Regions from separate parts of the Homo sapiens genome. Here region 2 is linked to region 1. A link is an interaction called in ENCODE POLR2A ChIA-PET data of the cell type or tissue named here. Cell type or tissue: Panc1. All regions are shown on one strand.

Evidence for each region. ChIA-PET counts read pairs that join two places held together with the same protein. Peaks named below come from ENCODE experiments on the same cell type or tissue, not always from the same donor. Only the 100,000 strongest peaks of a DNase experiment are listed, where the experiment ranks them.
Region 2: POLR2A ChIA-PET joins it to region 1 with 5 read pairs; 5 of 35 experiments call an interaction of 5 or more read pairs at or near these places.

What each region holds. Positions count from the first base shown.
Region 1 is chr16:24,643,232-24,651,231 of GRCh38, reverse strand. It overlaps a transcript of TNRC6A not described here. Among named protein-coding and RNA genes, the nearest start is that of LINC01567, 24 kb to the left of the region's middle. In Panc1, no CTCF peak of the experiment used is centred here; a DNase peak (open chromatin) is centred at 4,761; H3K27ac peaks cover 3,987 bases.
Region 2 is chr16:24,773,915-24,781,914 of GRCh38, reverse strand. TNRC6A (trinucleotide repeat containing adaptor 6A) reads right to left here. Exons shown (of 25, transcript NM_014494.4): 5 at 4,557-4,982. Among named protein-coding and RNA genes, the nearest start is that of TNRC6A, 48 kb to the right of the region's middle. In Panc1, no CTCF peak of the experiment used is centred here; no DNase peak of the experiment used is centred here.

The sequences.
Region 1 (8,000 bases):
TACGATTCCTTAGAATAGATACACCACAATTTTTTTTTTTTTTTTTTGCCATACCCAGTTGGTGGATATGTGGGTTGTTCTCCTTAGTGACTGTTATAAACAATGTTGCGGGAAACATCTTCCTACATACCTTCTGTGCACCTGGACAGAGTTTCTTTAGAGAAGATACTGAGCAGTGGAATTGCGTAGACAATTTATCGTTGTTTGATAGATCTACACGGAGCTACACTGTTCAATCCAGTAGCCACTGGCCACTGGCCACGTGTGGCAAATGAGCACTAGCAATGTAGCTAATGTGAATGGGGAGCCCAACTTTTTAGGTTTCCTTAATTTTTAAAATTTTAAAACTGAACCAGTATAAAATATTTTTCTATTAAGTTTAATTTTGCTTTGGTAGGATTATATTTCTCTCTCCTAAGTGCATCACATAAAATATTCTTATATTGCCAGTGCACATGGCAGGCGTGTGCGTGTTTTCTCAGATCACATGTGAACCTATCACTCATCTAACAGGTGTCAATTCGTTTGGTTTGAATCCTTTTTTTCTTTCTTTCTTTTTTTTTTTTTGAGTCAGAGTCTCACTCTATCGCCCAGGCTCAAGTATAGTGGCATAATCTTGGCTCACTGCAACCTCTGCCTCCCAGGTTCAAGCGATTCTCCTGCCTCAGCCACCCAAGTAGCTAGGCTTACAGGCACCTGCCACCGTGCCAGGCTAATGTTTGTATTTTTAGTAGAGACAAGGTTTTGCCATGTTGGCCAGGCTGGTCTCAAACTCCTGTCCTCAAGTGATCCACCCGCCTCCGCCTCCCAAAGTGCTGGGATTACAGGCGTGAGCCACTGCACCTGGCCAAACCCTTTTTTTCTGTGCATTGATACAACATTGTAATGTGTTTACCTGAATGTTTTATCCAGACAGTATGAATTGCATGTTACCTTTGCATCACATTGTTCACTAAAGAAAAATACATAATATTTTAATTATAATTCAATTATTTTTCTATACATGAACAAAATTTCCAATTTAAAATAAAGGCAGGCAACTGATGTAGAATTAAATGGAGATGCAAATGTTAGTGCTATGACAAGAATAGTAAATTAAGAGACTGGAGGCTGGGTGTGGTGGCTCACACCTGTAATCCCAGCACTTTGGAAGGCCAAGGCAGGCAGATCATTTGAGGTCAGGAGTTCGAGACCAGCCTGGCCAACATGGTGAAACTCCATCTCTACTAAAAATACAAAAATTAGCTGGGCTTGGTTGCGCATGCCTGTAATACCAGCTACTCAGGAGACTGAGGTGGGAGAATCACTTGAACCCAGGAGGTGAAGTTTGCAGTGAACCAAAATTGTGCCACTGTCATGCCTGGGTGACAGAGCTAGGTTCCATCTCCAAAAAAAAAAAAAAAAAAAAAAAAAAAGAGAGAGAGAGACTGGAAGCTGGGGGATGGGGAAATTGGGGAGATGTTGGTGAAAGGATACAAAAATTCAGTTAGACTGGAGGAATAAGTTCAAGAGATGTATTGTACAACATGGTGAGTATGGTTAATAACATATTGTATATTTGAAAATTGCTAAGAGAGTAGATATTAAGTGTTCTTACCACACACACACAAAGAAGTATGTGAGGGCTGGATGAAGTGGCTCATGCCTGTAATCCCAGCACTTTGAGAGGCAGAGGTGGGAGGATTTCTTGAGCCCAGGAGTTTGAAACCAACCTGGGCAACATAGGGAGATCCTGTCTCTACAAAAAATAAAAAAATTAGCTGGGTGTGGTGGTGCACATCTGTGGTCCCAGATACTCAGAAGGCTGGGGTGGGAAGATGGCTTGAGCCCAGGAGTTCGAGGTTTCAGTGAGCTATGATTGTGCCACTGCACTCCAGCCTGGGCCACAGAGTGAGACCCTGTCTCAAAAAAACAAAACAAAACAAAACAAAACAAAAAACAAAGAAAACAAAAAGAAGTATGTGAGGTAACATGCATATGTTAAATAGTTTGATTTAGCCATTCCACAATTTATACATATATAAAAACACCAATTGTGCATCATAAATATATACAATTTTTACTTGTCAATTATTTATTTATTTTGAGGCAGAGTAGGCTAATTTTTTTTTTCAGTAGAGACAGGGTCTCACTATGTTGCCCAGGCTGATTTCAAACTCCTGGGCTCAAGCGATCCTCCCGCCTCAGTCCCCCAAAGTGTTGAGATTACAGCCGTGAGCCACCGCACCCGGCCTGCTTGTCAATTTTAAAAAGGGAAACGCTTAAGAAACTGTAGGAAGATGTGCCACCGATTTCATGATGGATGACAGTTGCAACTTGCTGTGGTAGAGTGAAACAAAAAAGCTGCATGTTGGTTGTGAAAAAAAATTTTATGAGAATAAGGTGGAAACTATTGAGACATTTTCAGCAAATACATAGTGAGTTTGATAAGTTTTTCTCCACATTCAAGAAAGAACTAACGAAGCACATGAAAAGATGCTCAACATCCCTTGACACTAGGAGACTGCAAATCCAAACCTCAGAATACCACTTCATACCCATTAGGATGGCGATTACCAACAAAACAAAACGGCACAGGAAACAAGTGTTGGTGAAGATGCAGACAAACTAGAAAACTTCCACCCTTGTGCCTTGCTGGTGGGACTGTAAAATGGTTGCTGTGGGCCGGGCGCGGTGGCTCACGCCTGTAATCCCAGCACTTTGGGAGGCCAAGGCGGGTGAATCATGAGGTCAGGAGATCGAGACCATCCTGGCTAACACGGTGAAACCCCGTCTCTACTAAAAATACAAAAAATTAGCCAGGCGTGGTGGTGGGCACCTGTAGTCCTAGCTACTTGGGAGGCTGAGGCAGGAGAATCGCTTGAACTGGGGGTTGGAGGTTGCAGTGAGCCAAGATTGTGCCACTGCACTCCAGCCTGGGCGACAGAGCGAGACTCCATCTCAAAAAAAAAAAAAAAGTTGCTGTGGAAAGTGGTACAATTGCTCAAAAATTAAAGAAATACCATGGATCCAGCAATTTCACTTCTTAGTATATATCAAGAAGAACTGAAAGCAGGAACTCAAATAGATGCTTGTACACTCAAGTTCATGGCAGCATTATTCCCAATAGCCAAAAGGTGAAAATTACCCCAATGGTCATCAACAGATGAATGGATAGTATATGGTCTTAAGAAAGAAGGAAATTCTGACACTTGTTACAATATGGATGAACCGTGAAGACATTATGCTAAGTGAAATAAGCCCAACAAAAGAGGATAAATACTGTATGGTTCTACACATATGAATTTCCTAGAGTAGTCAAACTCATAGATATAGAAAATAGGCTGGGTGCAGTGGCTCACGCCTGCAATCCCAGCACTTTGGGAGGCTGAGACAGCTGATCATTTGAGGTCAGGAGTTCGAGACCAGCCTGGCCAACATGGTGAAAACACATCTCTACTAAAAATACAAAAATTAGCCAGGCATGGTGGCGCGTGCCTGTAATCTCAGCTACTCAGGAGGCTGAGGCAGAAGAATCCCTTGAACCCAGGAGGCAGAGGTTGCAGTGAGCCAAGATCACACCACTGCACTCCAGCCTGGGCGAAAGGGGGAGTTAGTGTTTAATGGGGTCAGAATTTCAGTGTGGGAAGATAAAGTTGTAGAGATGGACGGTGGTGATGGTTCACAGCAGTGTGAATGTACTTAATGCCATGGAGATGTATACCTACAGATGATTAAAATAGTAAATTTTATGTTGTGTATATTTTACCACAATGAGAAAACCCAATGAAATTAGTTAGTTGAAATCAGAATAAAATGTTGAGCAAAAACCTTTTAAATAGATTTTATTTTATCAGGATTAGAGATTATAACTTTGGCCAGCTATAAAAATGACTAGGATTCTTGCATGCATGCGCGTATACACATGTACACAATTTTTAATGGAAAGATGGTAAAAAAATTATTTAAGTTGTAAAAATTTTGTTAGAAAATTATGAGGAAAAGACTAAAAAGATATTTTAGGCTGGCGTGGTGGCTCACACCTGTAATCCCAGCACTTTGGGAGGCCAAGGTGGGCAGATTGCTTGAGCACCGGAGTGTGAGATCATCCTGGGCAACATGGTGAACCCCTGTCTCTACGAAAAATAGAAAAAAATGGCTGAGTGTGGTGGTGCACCCCTGTAGTCCCAGCTACTGGGGAGGAGGCTGAGGTGGGAGGATCACTGAGCCCAGGAGGTCAAAACTGGAGTGGGGTCAATCCGCACCACCACACTCCAGCCTGGGAAATAGAGGGAAACTCTGTCTCAAAATAAATGAATAAATAAATAAAAATAAAGATTTTACAGAAAGTGAATAATCTGCAATTAAGCCACCAAACAATTGCCCATAGAATGAAAGAACGTATTAAAGCTAAATGGATTCAAATTTTGGAAAATTGCACAATTTAGCTGAGTCATGCCATGAGATACCACCCAACTAATAGCCTGGGTATATTTATTCAAAAAGGTCTTCCAAATTTATGAAAAAACCTTGTCAATTCATGGCTTACCAAAGTGTAGCATAGATTTTAAAAACATCTTTTACATCTGACCAAAAAAATTTCACTTAGATATGAAAAAATTAGTTTCTATCATGCCAGATGGTCCTCCAGCTATGTTTGGTCAAAAATCTGGTTTTATTGGAGTTTCAAAACAAGAGACTGATGTTTCCCTTATTGCTTCATCCCACTGTATGATAAATACTGAAAATATTTGTGCTGCTTTTGGAAGCAGGCTCCATGGAAAGTGTCATGGGTACAGTTGTTAAAACTGTTCAGTGTATACATACAAATGCTGTGAATCACCACCAGTGCATGGGATTTTTGAAAGAAATAGAAGGCAATGAATGGGGTGATCTTGGGTCTTCGCCAATGTTCATTGGTTGAGTCATGGAAGAGTTTTACAAAGATTTACTGTACTGTCAATTCCAATTCAAGATTTTCTTGAAACAAAGGGAATGCTTGCCAAATATTTAATAATCAAAGATAAACATGGCAGTGTGACTTAAGTTTTCTCAGCAATATCATAGTGTATATGAAATGAGATAAATTCCAAGCTCTAAAGAAAGAAAAACCTGTGACCTAGCTGGAAAAGTATAAGAATTTACATTGAAATGAAAACATTTCATAATACAAATCAATAGTAATGATTCTGCATATTTTTAACATGAATCAATATGCAAAATATATATTTTTTAAGACAGGGTTTTGCTCTGTTGCCCAGGCTGAAGTGCAGTGGCATTATCTTGGCTCACGGCAACCTCTGCCTCCCAGACTCAAGTGATCCTCCCACCTCAGCCCCTCAAGTAGCTGGGACTACAGATGCACGCACCATCATGGCCTGCTAATTTTTTTTTTTTTTTTTTTTTTTTTTTTTTTTTGTAGATACAGGGTCTTGTCATGTTTCCCAGGTTGGTCTCGAACTCCTGAGCTCAAGTGATCTTCCCCACCTCGGCCTCCCAAAGTGCTGGGATTACAGGCATGAGCCACCGCGCCTGGCTGCAAAATATTTTTAATGGTAATCACCAGTATTATGTAAATTATCTGCAAAACTTACAAGAAAAATTTGAAGAATATTGTTGATATTGACAAACTTTAGAGTTACTTTTCAATTTATACAGCATCCTTTTACATTCCATGTTAATACTGAGTTGACATGAGGATTGGTGAATTGCTATAACTCGGACAGAAGTAGGTTTTTGTTTTTTGTTTTTTGTTTTTTTTTTGAGACAGGGTCTCACTCTGTTGCCCAGGCTGGAGTGCAGTGGCGTGATCTTGGCTCACTGCAACCTCTGCCTCCCAGGCTCAAGCTTCCTGAGTAGCTGGGATTACAGGCATGCACCACTACCACCGGACTAATTTTTGTATTTTTAATAGAGATGGGGTTTCACCATGTTGGCCAGGCTGGTCTTGAACTCCTGACCTCAAATGATCCATCCGCCTCAGCCTCCTAAAGTGCTGGGATTATAGGCATGAGCCACTGTGCCCAGCCTGGACAGAAGTAGTTTTAAAACTGATATGCTTTTGCTTCAAAGTCAAACCACTATTCCAATAAAGATGAACTAGCTTCACCAATGTGGAAGTGAATAATACAGGAAAGTGATTTTTTGATACTTGGAAAATATTTAAGTATCTTTGGAACAACCTGCATATGCTGTTCTACTTTTTCAACTGTAACTATAAATACAGATCAAATGTTTTCAATGACAGCTGTACTGTAAGTGTAAAATACACCCTGGATGTCAAAGATTTAGAATAACAACAGGAAGTAAGGAATATATCTCATTACAAATTTTTATATTGATTTCAGGTTGACATGAAGATATTTTAGAAATGTTAGGTTCAATAAATTGTAATGTTAAAATTAATTTCATCTGTTTCTTTTTACCTTTTAAAAGTGTGGCAACTAGAATATTTACAATTACGTGTGTGGTTTGTGTTATTATTCTATTCAATAGTGATGGGCTGGGTGTGGTGGCTCATGCCTGTAATCCCAGCAGTTTGGGAGGCCAAGGCAGGCAGATTGCTTGAGACTAGGAGTTTGAGACCAGCCTGGGCAGCATAGTGAGACCTTGACTCTACAAAAAACAAACAAAAAAAACCCACAAAAAAAAACCAAATTAGCCTGGTGTAGTGTCATGAACCTGTAGTCCTAGCTACTTTGGAGGCTGATGCGGGAGGATCGCTTGAGCCTAGGAGTTTAAGACCAGCCTGGGCAACGTAGTGAAACCCTATCTCTACAAAATATTTAAAAATTAGCTGGGTGTGGCAGTATGCACCTGTAGTCCCAGCTTCTTCTTGGCCGGGGCGGGAGGATTACTTGAGCCCAGGAGGTTAAGGATGCAGTGAGCTGTGATTGCACCACTGCACTCCAGCCTGGTGGACAGAGTGAGACCCTGTCTCAAAAAACAAAACAAGCTAACACGGTGAAACCCTGTCTCTACTAAAAATACAAAAAAAAATTAGCTGGGCGTGGTGGCGGGCGCCTGTAGTCCCAGCTACTGGGGAGGTTGAGGGAGGAGAATGGCGTGAATCCGGAAGGCAGAGCTTGCAGTGAGCCAAGATCGCGCCACTGCACTCCAGCCTGGGCGACAGAGCGAGACTCTGTCTCAAAAAAAAAAAAAAAAAAAAAAATTAAAGATAAGAAACAAAACAAACAAAACCCAGCGATGATCTAGAATTGCCTGCCCTCTTATTTGCACCAGTGTTCCTGCTGGGAGAATTATGTACTGTGATTAGGTCTGACAAGAGGGCTGTCTAAGTCACTTGTCGCCCCTCTCATCTCATCATCCACTATGGAAGCTGAAGGAGCCAAGTTCAAGAAGTTAGCTGTGAAGCTGAGCAATTAGATCCTTCCTCCCAGGACTTAGATTCTGGAGTAAGTGGTGCAGAGACAGAAACATTATTTGGAAGTCAAATTCGGCATAGGATCAGTGTCCGTGTGTGGCCTAGACTTGTAAATTCTTCCCCACTGTATTGTTGCTACTAATGGGGCGGCGGGGAGGGGTGGTGGAAGGGACAGTACAGAATCAGATAGAATGTCCACTACAGAAGTATTATTAGAGGAAGATGTTGACTCAAGGGAAGACGGGGCCAAGCCTCAAGTCTGATGGGTTAGGTTAGCCTCCGAACAGAAGAATAAGCAGTACGGCTGGAAGCCAGGAAGATGGAAGAAAATAGAGCGTGCAGTGGAGAGTGAGCTGTACAAAGAGGTGTCTGGATTAAGAATGAATGGTGGATCGGGGTGGTCACAGCTGAAAGAAACCACATAAAGCAAAAGATTAAGACATAGGTTAGGACCCTATGCCTGCCCTAATCCGCCGCCCTAAGAAAACCATTCTCTGAGTTTTGGAATGAATACCTGGGTTAATTAAAGAAAAAGCACCCTCTGGAAACCTCAGTGTCACGGCACTCCTGGGGATTCCTGATGACAAAAGGAAAGAAGCAATAGGCATGATTTCTTCCTTCCTTCCTTCTGCATGGG
Region 2 (8,000 bases), 130 kb before region 1:
GGAAGCAGAGCTTGCAGTGAGCCGAGATCGTGCCACTGCACTCCAGCCTGGGCAACAGCGAGACTCCATCTCAAAAAAAAAAAAAAAGAGTTAAAATCAGCAGAGTACAGTAACCCACTGGCCTGTGAGACATATAGGAGAGGGAAGAGTAAAGCATGATTTCAAGGTTTCTAGATGGGTGGTTGGATGAATGGGGGTGGCAACTATTTGAGCAAAGGAACGCAGGAGGAGGAAGTGGTACGGGGCAACACAAAGAGTTCAAGTTTGGACATACTGAGTTTTGAGGGGCCCAACATCAGCTGAAGACTTCCAGAAGAGGACCTAAAATGTGGCGAGATCTGAAACAAAGCCTTGGGAGGGAACAAAAAGGTTTGCATTTGACATTCAGAAGATCAGTGACTTCAGCAATAGAGTTATTTTAGTCAAGTGAGCAGAAGCCAGATTATGAGAGACTGATGTAATACATTAAAGACTGCAAGTACAGACTATTCCTTCAGTAACACTGAAAGGGGGGAGGGAGAAATTCTGTAATAGCCTCAAAAGAGTATGGGAATTTTGCCGGGTGTGGTGGCTCACACCTGTAATCCCAGCAATTTGGGAGGCCAAGGCAGGCAGATAGCTTGAGCTCAGGAGTTCAAGACTGGCCTAGGCAACATGGCAAAACCCCATCTCTACAAAACACACAAAAATTAGCCAGGTGTGGTGGTGAACGCCTGTAGTCCCAGCTACTCAGGGAGACTCACTGAGGTGGGAGGATTACTTGAGCTGGGAGGTTGAGGCTGTAGTGAGCCGTGTTCATGCCACTGCACTCCAGTCTGGGTGACAAAGTAAGACGCTGTCTCCTCCAAAAAAAAAAAAAAAAAAAAAAAAAGAGTATGGAGGCTTAAGAAAATTTTTTTAAGGATAGAGAAGATCTGAGTTTGTTTATCGTCCAAGGGGAAGGTGCAAGTTGCAAGCAAGTAGTAGAAGTTGCAAGACAGCAAGGAGGTACACCGTGCTAAAAGCCCAATGCAAGAGCACGGATGGATGGGGATGGACAGCATTTTAACCTTTAAATATCTCCAGAAACTTTAATGTTAACACTTTTGGTTAAAACATCCCAATTATTGGTCATTCACCATTATGCCTCAAATGTCTTTTTCTTTAAAAAAAAAAAACTACTTCAAACATAATAGATAAGGCCATAAAAGAGTAATATAAAATATACTCATACACCTTAAGAAATGCGTTACTAATATGGCAGAAAAAACTCGCAGGTATTCTCTCTCTTTCCTTCGCCAGTAGGTATACCAGTGGTAATCACTCATGTAAATCTTTATATCTCACTACATTTGAATTCATCCCCTAAGCAATACATAGTGTTCTATATGCTTTATATTTTATATAAACACTAACATACTGTGAACAAACAAGCAAGCAATACATTCTTGGGACAACTAGCAAAAATGTGGATATAAACTATCAGAAGATATTGTTGTTGTTCTTTTACTTAGGGGTGATAATGGTATTGTGGTTGTATAGGAGACTATGCTTATTCTTAGGATAATTACCTGTGGAAGGATTAAAGTTGAAGTGCCATAATGTTTGCATACTTACTTTTAAGTGGTTCAACAATAATGTGCACATGCATGCATATATGAGAGAGAGAAAGAGAGGTGTGTCAAGTCAAGATGGGACAATGTTAACCACCACCAGTTTTGGGTGGAGGGTATACGAGTGTTCACTATGTTAGTCTTCTTAATTTTTCTGTATGGATCATGTCAGGTGGATAAAAAATAGGATAGAACACTTTGGCCTATAAGAACAATATTGCTCCTGTTGAGCCTAGTCATCCCCCCAAAGCCTTCACTTTCATTACATGGTTTGTGGGCCCCCATATTAAACAGTTATTTCACCTCTTTGGGGTCTAAGTGGTCAACTGCAAAAAAGAGGTCTCAAGTCTCAATTTAAACCATCAATAAGTGTCTGAGGCACAGCCCCAAAATGGCAGCCCAGGGCTGGTCTGCAGAGTTGTCTAGTTTGACTAGCACAGGATTCTAAAAAAATTAAAAATGAGAATGTAAAAAAGCCAAATACGAATAGATCAAACAAAACAAAACAAAACAAAAAACCAAGCCAACACTATGTTCTCCCAATTCTGAACTACATGTAGTTCACAACAAAGAATGTTTGTGTTTCTGGGCTACTGTGCACGCTGTTTATACTAACTAGTACCTTGTTCTTCACTGGCCTCTAGGCTACTTCCTAATCTGTAAAATGAACATGATACTATCTACTCTGTAAAAGAAGTATTAAATGAGTTAGTAGTGTGTGGGCACAGTAAGCACCCCATAAGGATTAGCCACTGTATCGTTATTAATATTAATAACTTGGTAGGAGCTGGAGATACCTAACTCATAAGAGGCCTTCACTGACTCTCCTGGTCTATTTTGCAAGCTAAAGTTTCTATTACCAATCCTAGTAACACTTAGAAAGATGTTTTAATGTAAATATGTAAAATATGCTGTTAAGTGGGGATTCATAAATTTTTTAAGAGACAAAAGTACAAATCTGGCTCTTCTTTGGAATGCCTTGGCTTCATCATCTGCATTTTCTAGTTGTTTTTTGAGATTGAATCCAGGCTTCAGTCAGATTGCTGCACCCTCCTCACTTCCACCTTAGCCTCCACATCAATGCAGTCCACCCTAGTAAAATTCTTTTAGAAATAGGCATGACGTTTTTCCTTCTCAGACATTTTTTGAAAGCTTCTTCCTATGCCCACACCTGAGGCCTTCTTCTCATCTGAACCCACACCTGTAACACTTTTGATATTTTTGACTCATAGTTATTTTTGAGAAGCAAGATTCTTACACTCCTGTTGTTTCCATCCAAAAACAGGTTCTCTTCATTTCCCCAAGTGAAAAGGCATATTTGACATATTTTCTAAATATACTATCCCACTTCACTGTCTTGTTCAGTACCATTCCACCTTCCTTAGCTCACAGCAGGTACTCCATCATCTGTTGTATAACTAACCTCTCCCGAAGTTTTTAACCACATTTTTCATTATGCTGATGACCAGTACATTTGCTTCCAATCTGACTCCCCAGATGAACTTCAAATGACTAATTGCCTACTACTTGGCATTAGATCTAGTATTAACCAAACTCTTCTTGAAGAGTACAGGTCCTTCTATAAGAGTTATTAGGAAGATAATTTATTTGGCACCTAGATACCAGGCATTAAGGTAGTTCCTTTAATAACATGTCATGTAATTAAGTCTACACAGCAGCCTTATAGGGTTGGGTACTACTGTTTTACAGATTAGCAAAGAAGGTCAGATGTGTTATGGCCAAGCTCACACAGGTAATAAGGTGCTGGGAAATTAGCAAGTAAATATTAACTCAGGACAATGACTTAAATTTGTATCCTTTCCAATAACAATGTGCCTATGCTAGAAAACTCACATTTGTGTCCTCTTCCTCATTACCAATCACATCCTGTATGTTGCCAAAGCACAGCATGGTGGTTACAAGCATATCTTTGGAGTCAGACAGATCTTGATGTGAGTCCAGGATCTGCTACTTATTCACTGTGAAATACCATAATATATTACAATGTACAGAGTAGTTCTTGGTATATAAAAGAGAGCACAGGTATAGAAAGTGAGTAACTACCTGGCACAGTTAGGAAAGACTGCTCAGGCACATAGAGCAATTAAGTAACCTGCCCAAGGTCACACACACTGGGATATGGGGGCACCGGGATGTAAGGCCCTAGTCTATCTGATTCTAGAGACTTCCTTCTTTATCAGTATGCTATACTGCCTCTAGAAGTGTGTTCTTGTATGGGCACCTTCATTCCCCCTCAACCCTAGCACCTAATTCTCTACCTGGCTTGTGGTAAAGCTTTCAAATAGTTGGATAAATGAATGGATGGACAGACTAACAGACCATCAAAACTTTCCAGAACATGTTGAAACAAACTGGGTTTTGAGAAAACCTGTAATCACATACCAGATTTATTTTCTGCCTCACCATCACTACCAAGCTCAGAGAAGCCACTCTGAGACAAATAACTGAATGCATTTCCTCTGTTTGAATATAATTTCTATGAGTGCCAGTCTTTTTATGGCATGTGGTAACTGAATGAGCCTGGGCAAGTTATTTAACATCTTGGTATGTCAGCTGCCTCTACTGAAAGTGGAGGTAAGAACTCAGTCTCACAACGTTGTTGAAGATTAAATGCAATAATATGTATAACTGCTCAGCACATGGCCTGGGGGGAAGGGTGCTCAATTTTAGCTACAGTCTTATAGTCAACTTTAGCTATAAGCTCCTTATTAAAATGGGCAGAACCTGAAGGGAGAATCAGTAATTAAAATAATCATTTTAAAGTAGGTAACTTACAGGAAATATTCTAAGATTCCCCATTCATAACTCCCTATAAAGAACTCTTACATTAAAGCCCACATACTGATGAATACAAATACATCACCAAAAAGCTACGAATTTATCAACTTGCTATACAGCTAATGATGATAAGGTGTGAGTCTCGTAAGAAATGCCTTCTCTCACCTGACTGGTTTTTGCTGTTCTGCACCTCTCCGTTATTTTGTGGCTGTTGATTTGTTAAAGCACTGCTTTCTGACTGGCTGTTTAACACCTTAACAGCAGATCCAAGGTTTGCTGCTATAACAGGAAAATGCTGACCCCTCTTTAGAAGCTGTTTGTGTTCCTGGTGGCGAAATCGTGGAGGTACTTCACGAGGATACCGAGGCAAGGCCTGTGGCTGCTGCTGTGGCTGCTGCTGCTGCGGCTGCGGCTGTGGCTGCTGCTGTGGCTGCTGCTGCTGCGGCTGCTGCTGTTGCTGCTGCTGCTGTGGCTGCTGATTGTTGGCTGTAGCTCGCTTGGCATTATTATTAGTGCTGGTTGCTGTGGAAGTGCCGTTATTAGAGTTGGCAGGCTGAGGCTGGCTTACACTGGGCTTTATCTGTTCTGGCACTAATCCCAACAAAAGAAAAGGGGTGGAAAAGATTAGCCAGTAAAGTGTACCTCCAAAGTAAGCCATCTAAATTCAAAGGCACTAAGAAAAATAATCCTAAAAAAACAGAAGCTTTCTGTGAGCAGGGATATCCTCATTTACAGGCTCAAATTTTGTTAGGAGATGTCACTGCCAAGAGTCATATTTCACTTCTGCTACCTACCTACCCAATAAGGGCCCAGGGACCTTCGGCCAAGACAACAACTCATGTTCACTATCTCTTTTACCACATTACTCTCTGGTCAAAGACATCATCATCGGATCATTACAAAACCAGGGAACTCGCAATGACTCAAAGAACAAATGTGGCCAACCAATTTTCAGTAGTCCTAAGGGAATCCTCTATTCCTTGGCAACTGTTCTTATTCTGCCTCATTGTTAATGTGTTTGGTCTCTATTTTTCATCTTTGGAAGACAACACAAGAACAACACAAGGTTAGAAAACAACCTGCTGGTTTTCTTACAAAAAGGCTAAGTTAACAATGTCTGTATTTGCTAAAAATGTAATATCTGAATCATATAAGACAAACTCAGAACATGGAACTAAAGACAAAGATAACGTTATCTATGAGATGAATCAAAATGAGATAAATAATCTGGATGCTCTATCTTAAATCTGAAAAATAAATCGGAAACTGCAAATAGGGAAATTTTTGACTCATAAAAGAGTGGAAAGAAAGAAATAAAACGGATGGAAATGCCTTAAGCTAGTGTAAGTAAACCCAGTTGGAGAAGTACAGAGATGCATGGTGTATGAGCTTTTGGTGCCAGGTTTCAACCCCAGCCCTGCCTTTACAAGCTTTCTGTCTTTGGGCAAGTTGTATAAACCTAACTGAGCCTGCTGTTTTCTCGGTAAAATGGAGATAGTACCTACACCTTGCAGAGCTATCCTAAGGTTAAATGTCTTCATGTTTATAAAACACAGAACATAAGGCTATATAAACAGTGGCTATTCGTTAATGACTGACACAATACCACCTTATACTTTGGTAGCAGTTGAATGTTTCTATGAAATGCTGTAATGTATCCTCACAGATACCACTGTCAGATAAGTGAAGTGAAACACCCCCATGTTACTGGTGAGGGCACTCAGAGAAAAATCTCCATTCAAGGGTTAAGAGCTCCCACCCTGGAATTAAAACAGCCCACTATTCACCATCTGAGTTACCTCTGTGTCTTTCTCCTCCATAAAGTAGCAACAGTCTTGGTCAAGTGCCCAGTGTGTTGTAACCACTCAGTAAACAGAAGTGAAGTTATTACTGTGTCCAAAAGAAATCTTTATCAAATGCCTACAATATATATGACAATGTCATTAAAGCCTTGGTCACCTGAGTTTACAATAGCCACCAACTTCCTCTTCCACACTCTCAGCTCTAGCCTCCCTTCACCTAACAAACTGATCTCCCCATTTTCTTTCTTCTCTGAACATCTGGTAAATTTAGTCTATGTCATTTATACTTTTTTAATATAATATATGATCTTAGCCTCTTTTTTTTTTTCCATGTGACTTCCATTTTTCTAAAGTAATACAAATTGTAGTTCAGGAAGAATTACAGTGAATAATTACAAATATTCCATCTACTGTTTATAATCCTTTCCATTCTTGATGCTCACTGATGAGTCTCTTACTGATAATTGGGGCAAAGTGCTTTCTAGGCCTAATTATGGGTGAAAATTTTGTCTCCCAGACAATATAATGCTTCTAATATGTAACAATAACGTATATTCCTTCGTGTACCTCATGCAGTAATAAGCAGACACTGGCTATCAAAAACACTTCATGAAGACCATATGGCACTAGAATATTCTAAAGTACCTCTGAAACCTAAGGAAGATAAAGTACAGGCAGCCCTCCACATCCATGTGTGCCCCACCCACAGATTCAACCAACCATGGATCAAAAATACTAAGCAAACAAACAAACCAAAAATAAAAATATAAATAAAAACCAATGCAATTATTTACACAGCATTTACATTATATTTGGTATTGTAAGTAATCTAGAGATGATTCAAAGCATATAGAAGAATGTGTCTAGGTTATATGCAAATACTACACCATTTTATATAAGGGACTTGAACATCCATGAATTCTGGTATCTGTTGGGGGTCCCGGAACCAATGCATCACAGATACCAAGGGACAACTGTATATGTAACATTATGAGGAACATAAAAATGCTTACTCAGCTTTTACATGCTTAGTACTGGACTTAGTGTGGCATCTGGCAATTGAACATCAACTTAAGGTGGCAGCTACCTGCTGCTGTAATACAGGTTTGTTGCCACTTCATTACTTTAAAAATCTAAACATTAAAAAAAAAATTGTGACAGTTTTAGGTCCAAACAAAGTCTGTGAGAAAGGAGCAGGAAGATGCTTTTTATTTATCAAAGAACCAGAAGAAAACCTATATACAAAAACTGTGAATGATCTATATGAAGGCATGAACTCAAGTAACTGCTGTACTTCTGATCAGTAAAGTACCATGTGGAATACAAAGCTGAGATAGGTATTCATTTCCGGGGCCAGAAAGCTTCATTAAAACCAGTAAAGACATCAAGACAATGTAACTACTGATTATTACATGAAGCTAATCTGAAGTACAATCTTAGATACAAAATAAGACATAGAAGTAATGAGTGCAGAAGGAGTAAACAGTGAACGTAGGTGGGGGTTGCTAGGTAACAAATATCAATACTGACTAATACTGGCATGGTTTATGTGTAGTTAAAAATTTTAAGTTAACTATGTTCATAATCACCCAAACCACTGGAAGGGGGGAAAAAGGAAAATTAGAAAACTTCATCTATTCAACGGACATGGAAAATGGAATTTTAAAAAATTTCAAAATTCTGGTTAATGCAAACTAGGATGCTAAATAGAAGCCCCCAATTATCTGTGTCACAATAAATGTGAATGGGTTAAGTTCACTTGTTAAAAGATAAAGCCTCTTAAACTAAGAAAGGAAAAACAATATAC